2 separate regions of the Mus musculus genome follow, and region 2 is linked to region 1. The links are chromatin loops, found by intact Hi-C in ENCODE. Cell type or tissue: left cerebral cortex. All regions are shown on one strand. Links, peaks and the distances in the headings refer to the core of each region. The heading gives the core; the rest is flanking DNA.

The links. Hi-C counts contacts between places; a loop is a spot of excess contacts. Peaks named below come from ENCODE experiments on the same cell type or tissue, not always from the same donor. Only the 100,000 strongest peaks of a DNase experiment are listed, where the experiment ranks them.
Region 2: it touches region 1 in a loop (2.0-fold over the local background); 2 of 42 quality-filtered maps call a loop at or near these places.

The regions. Positions count from the first base shown.
Region 1 is chr8:92,983,404-92,986,320 of GRCm38, reverse strand. The region is part of intron 4 of Slc6a2 (solute carrier family 6 (neurotransmitter transporter, noradrenalin), member 2); the gene reads right to left. Among named protein-coding and RNA genes, the nearest start is that of Slc6a2, 24 kb to the right of the region's middle. In left cerebral cortex, for the core only: no CTCF peak of the experiment used is centred there; DNase peaks (open chromatin) are centred at 1,568 and 1,803.
Region 2 is chr8:92,921,227-92,924,143 of GRCm38, reverse strand. It overlaps the pseudogene Gm2947. Among named protein-coding and RNA genes, the nearest start is that of Capns2, 21 kb to the right of the region's middle. In left cerebral cortex, for the core only: no CTCF peak of the experiment used is centred there; no DNase peak of the experiment used is centred there.

The sequences.
Region 1 (2,917 bases), core at 279-2,778:
GTACACATAGCAAAGGGAGAGACCTAGGAGCTCTGGTATCTCCATCCCAGGCTTCCTTTTTAGCATGAGATAAAAAACAAAATGAGTCACTCCTTTTTCTTTTTTTTTCTTTCTTTCCTGTCACTTCCAATATAAATTTTTGTTGTTCTTATTTGTTTTGTTTTGTTTTGTTTTGTTTTGTTTTGTTTTTTGAGACATGGTGTCACTAGGTAGCCCTGGTTAACCCGCTCTTTCATAGACCAGGCTGGCTTCAAACTTAGAAGCATCTGCCTTACTCTGCTTCCCAGATGCTGGGATTAGAAGTATGTTCCATCATGCCCATCCCTAAACATAAATTATTACCTACTTGTATGTGTCTGTGGATAATTTCTGAAGTTCTACAGTACCAAATTCAAACTAATGGCTGATCATAAAACTGAGGAAGACTGTGGCCTGTGACTCATAAAAGGAAAAGTCTCCAGATGGCAGGGCTCTCTATTCAAAGTTGTTCAGGGGAAGAGGCTAAGGTTCCATTATTGAAAAGGTGCAAGCCTTGAGCCTTGCCATGCATCCAAGTATCAGGCCAAGGATGGACCACTAGCACTGATGTCGTCCAAAAGCTCATCAGAAATGGGAGCTCCTACCCCCACCCATACCAAATAAACTCTCTGCAGGAAAGATCAGAAATCTGTGCTTTACCAGGGTGCCCCTCAGGGTCCTCTTAGACCTGCAATTGAAGAAGCTCTGGTGGCGGTAATGCTCCAAAACTAAGAATATAGATACCCACACTCGCAGGAGAAAGCTCCCTACAGTTTGTGGCCAGCTAGCCTCACCTACTTGGCAAGTGCCAGACTAGTGAGAAATCATGTCTCAAACAAACAAACAAACAAAACCAAGCACAGTGCACAGGAATGACAATCTGAAGTCTTCCCTTTGGGCCTTGCATGTTCACACACACCCAAATACGTATGTGCACTCCACTCACATACAAACATACACATGTGCACACAGACAAGAACTAAAATAAATAACAAAGTCATATCCACTCTGTATCCCTGTAAAACTGCATTAGTTTTTCCAGTTTTAGGATTTGTAGTCTTTGAACCGAATTTTGAGGCCATTTTCACTAACAATGAAGACAGTCTATTATGGAGAAGAATTTATAGGGTATGGCATAAAGATAATGTTGCTTAAGAAAATAAGGAGCTATAAATAGTTTAGTGTAAGCATGGATCCTGTGCAAATGACTCTGTTCTGTGTAACTCCATCAGGTCACGTCAGGCAGGCAAGCTAGGATCAGCCTGGATTGGCACAGTAGGGGGAAGACAGCTGGAATTTTGCCTTAACCATAAATGAAAATGCAAACAACAGCAAGAACAGCAAACATCAATTAAATATTCTAAAGCTCTAATGATCTCTAAATTTGCCTGGCTTTTTCTCTTTCCCCATTCTACCGTGTCTGCTAGAATTCAGGACATCGTCTACATATTCAAATGGTCTATGTGTTCCCATCTTCCAAGCAGCCCAAAAGCTGGCAGCGAAGCAGGTGATGAGGAATGGCTGGGGCTGGCCAGCTCTGTCATCCCACCTCATCTCCCTGGAAGAGGAGCCTCTGAAGTTTCTCAAAGTGTGGTGCAGTGTGTAAACAGATTGTGTGGGAGACAGGGAGGCGAGCCCTGTCCCTGATCCCTTCTGACCTCCTTCTACTTTGAAGTGATCACTGGGCCAACACAGCTGTCACTGAGTGTGTGGTCTGGGATACCCCCTCACCCCAGCTCAGACTGTGCCCTGCTCCCACCTTCCCAAGAGCCAAGCAGTCAACAAATCATCTTTCCAAATCATCTTCACTTGCACATTTCTGACTCATTCCAGGCCTCCTCTGTGACTCTGGGGGATGACTAAGAAAAGCTTGTGTGCTGTTCCAGAGAGAAATAAGCAATACTCTCGGATTCCTCATCAGCCAGTTTATAAAAACAATGAAAGACAAGGTACTGGAATGCCCCAAGTGAAGCCGATTCTAGAAATAACCTCCTCATGGACCACCTGGGGCCTCTATGTGCTCAAACTTGGGGGGACTTACACAAATGGGGGCTCTGGCTTCAGTTGACTCTGTAGGGCCCAACGCATCCCTCTTCATGTCTCCACATGGATGGTGCCTCCATGGTGAAACACTCCTTCTCAACTCAGAAAGTACATACAGCAAGAGGAACAGAGCATGCTCAAACATTCATGCTCTTTGGTAACACCAGTCTCCCTGCCAGCAGCTTATATTGGCCTGCTCATGACTTTAAGGAACCAGGCTGGGCTCCATATTAGAATACCAATGGCTCACATCCATCTTCTTCAGCTCATAGGATGAGCTGTGTGGCCTGCTCCTGGTGCCAAGGGTAGCACAGAGCCTAAGCAGGGCTTGTCCAGGGCTTCCACACCTTGATAACTGTGCTCACGGGTTCTTCCAGAGAGACTCTTTCCCTTTCTCCTCACTTCTTCCCGTGCCTATCCTGACAGGGATAGCACAAGTATCCCCTTCTCCACACACCTTTCTCTCAGCTGACAGACCATCCATCGCCCACAAATGCAGCATCTCTGACTCTCTGACCATGGCCTATAATAAGAAATACTGCCTACCTCAAGTCAAAGTGCAGATGAACATACAGTTGGCTGCATATGTCTGGTGAGAAGTAGCTACCTGCTCAGTTAGCTTAATAACAGCTTGAAAGCTTACAGTTGATATTTTTATTATGGAGTAGCTGGACTACCTAATGTGAAATTATTTCTAAGGGTAATGGTAAGTTTAAAACAAACAAAAAAGAGCAAACTACATAATAACAAGTGTAGTTTGTGACCACAGTGCTTATTTAAAGGAGGCTACACATAGATGCCTCTGTGTAGACACTCAAAATATTGCACATCTGGAACACAAACAGAAGAAAGAAAT
Region 2 (2,917 bases), core at 305-2,804, 62 kb after region 1:
TATGAGGAACACTAAACAAACGATAATGTTATCATCATATCTTTGGCAAATATCAAGTGTCAGGGAAACCTATACACTAAAAATGGCAGACAGTAAGGATGCACACAAGAAACTAATTTCAGGTAAGCTTTACAGGAACGGTGCTGGGATTGAGTGTGTCCATAGCTTTGTTTGATTAATGACAGGGAATTCCCAAGTGATGATACGACACTTGATTTAAAATCTGATTATTATAAAATTAGATTGTGGTGACGGCCATACAATCCCGTGAATAAACCAGAACAGATGCTGTGTGAAATGTGAGCTGATGGTGTGGAGCTCTTCTGAAAACCTGAAGAACAAAAACCATGGGAAAATCTGGGGAAAAGTCTATCCAAGAAGGCAGCAGAGCAGACTCTGAGGCCAGACTTGGCTTTACCCAGCTTGAAGGAAAGAAGGAAATTGAGTCCAGAGGAAATTAGTGAGAAAGAAGACCGAGGGCAGCTGAGATCTAGTGTGTGAGATTTTGTGTTCCATGCTGGAGGTTTTAATTTACCCACATTGGAACCGATGGCCTCGGAGAAGCTTTAACTGGAGAAGTGGTATCTGTCTTGTGCTTTGAATAGATCACTATGCTCCCTGCAGTGCAACCGAATTCACAGGATGGCAAGCTCCCAGGCAGCACAGATAACATCCCACCACAGCTGGAACGAAGGCCTTTACCTCAGGTCCTTTCCACACTCTTCTTCACCTCCTCGATTGCAACAGCACCTCAGCAGAGGAGGAGAGGTAGAGACCCCATGAGCCAGCACTATCTACAGGGAAATGGTCCTGCAGCATCCTGAAAGCCACCTCACCTCTGAAGTACAGGAACCATAAGGAAGAACAGAGGTGTTACCCTCCCTAGCTTGAAGTTCATCTGTCTTACTTCATCGGAGTCACAGTTCACTGTTAAGATCCATCTTTAACCCATCTCAATCACAATTCACTGTTCAAAGCATTATTTTCCTTCCTTCCTTCCTCCCTCCTTCCCTCCCTCCCTTCTTTTCTCCCTTCCTTTTATGTATGTGCTTGCTTGAATGTATGTGCCTGGTACTCAAAGAGGCCAGAAGAAGGCATTAGATCACCTGAAACTAGAGTTAGACCTGGTTTATCACATGTTGGTGCTGGCAGCCTAGAAAGTGCTCGGTCATGTCTACAAGTCCCAGATCTTCTCCTCCTCCTCCTTTTAAAATATAACTTCCATTTTATTTTTCCAAGGCATTTTTCCTTCCACCCTTACAAAGCCACCTCTTTACATGGGCTTTGGTGCAGGTCATGGTGCAACACCAGCAGGTTAAATCATGGTGGGCATGTACGGTCCTTCTGGGTTTCACGAAATCGATTCCTGACGACCTTGCTGTGAACGATGGCAGAGCTCACACAGTTATGCAGTAATGCAGCATAGCACAGAGCTTGGGAAACACATAAGCATCGATGATGTTTGCATCAGATATGTCCCTGACAGCTGTAGTTTCGACTGTGTTCCAAATGACGAACTTCTTAATGGTCTTATCCTTGGGCAGACACCAGGTGCAGTTCATGCATCGAACGAGGTTCACTTGACCTGGGTCCTTTTTGGCACAGCCATTGTTTCTTTTCCTCCTCCTCCCCCTCCTCCCCCTCCTCCTCCTCCTCCCCCTCCTCCCCCTCCTCCTCCTCCCCCTCCTCCTCCTCCTCCTCCTCCCCCTCCCCCTCCTCCTCCTCCTCCCCCTCCTCCTCCTCCTCCCCCTCCTCCTCCTCCTCCTTCTCTTCTTCTTCTTCTTCTTCTTCTTCTTCTTCTTCTTCTTCTTCTTCTTCTTCTTCTTCTTCCTTCTTCTCCTCCTCCTCCTTCTCTTCTTCTTCTTCTTCTTCTTCTTCTTCTTCTTCTTCTTCTTCTTCTTCTTCTTCTTCTTCCTCTTCTTTTTTTTTTTTCATCTTGAAGCCAAGACCCGAGAGCTCCAGAACCATTCTTAATCAGTTACTATCCTCCTTTCCTTTTAAGAACTAAGTCACAGTACGGCATCTAGAACCTACATGTAGAGAAATACATGGCAGATGTTCAATCCAGCAGGCAGTGCAGGGCTTAACCTCATGGTTAGAACTATGGCTGCTGGAATCGGGCAGATTGGAATGGGGCTTAATTATACACCTTACCACTTAATGACTAAGTTCTCCTTTCTGTTCACTGGAACTAATGGCAGAATGCACATGCTCCATTGAGCATTCAAATGAGCCACTTAGGATTACACATAATACCCGTCACCATCTGTACTTTTATTAAGGGAAGAATAAAAAGAATGAAATCTACTTATGTCTATAAGACATGAACCTGCTGACTACATCAAATATTTGAAACTATCATAATCTATGTAGGCTAGAATGATACTTAGCCTGCTGAGCACATCACATAATTGAAATTATCCTAATCTATTAGCTAGGACAATATTTTCTTCTGTAAGGAAATATTTAAAATAAATGTGAATAATTACAAAATCTTTGAAAGTTTTGTTTTGTTTTTTGTTTTTTTTAGAACTGAGAATGTGTCAGCCACTGGTTAACCACTGCTAATAATGGACGACATGGTGGAGTGTTGAGCTGGAGGGTTTTAATAACCCCAAAGTGGAAGTCAAAGTCATACATCCAACATTAGACAAATAAATATGCACCACAGCGTTCTACTGTTTCCAAAGGAACGCTAGTTTAAATAGTAAAATGTTTATGCTTACTGAGGACTCCAATCATGTTCGAAAGTCTTACCCCGTAGATGAAAAGGTAGGATAGAAACAACTACATTTAACTGTCACTTTGAGGATGCAAGGATATTTAGCTGAAAAGTGACAAAATACACCAAATATTCAAATGTTAGTACTAAGTAGTTGAGAGTGATGGAAGTCAGAGAGATTGCATTTATTCTCCC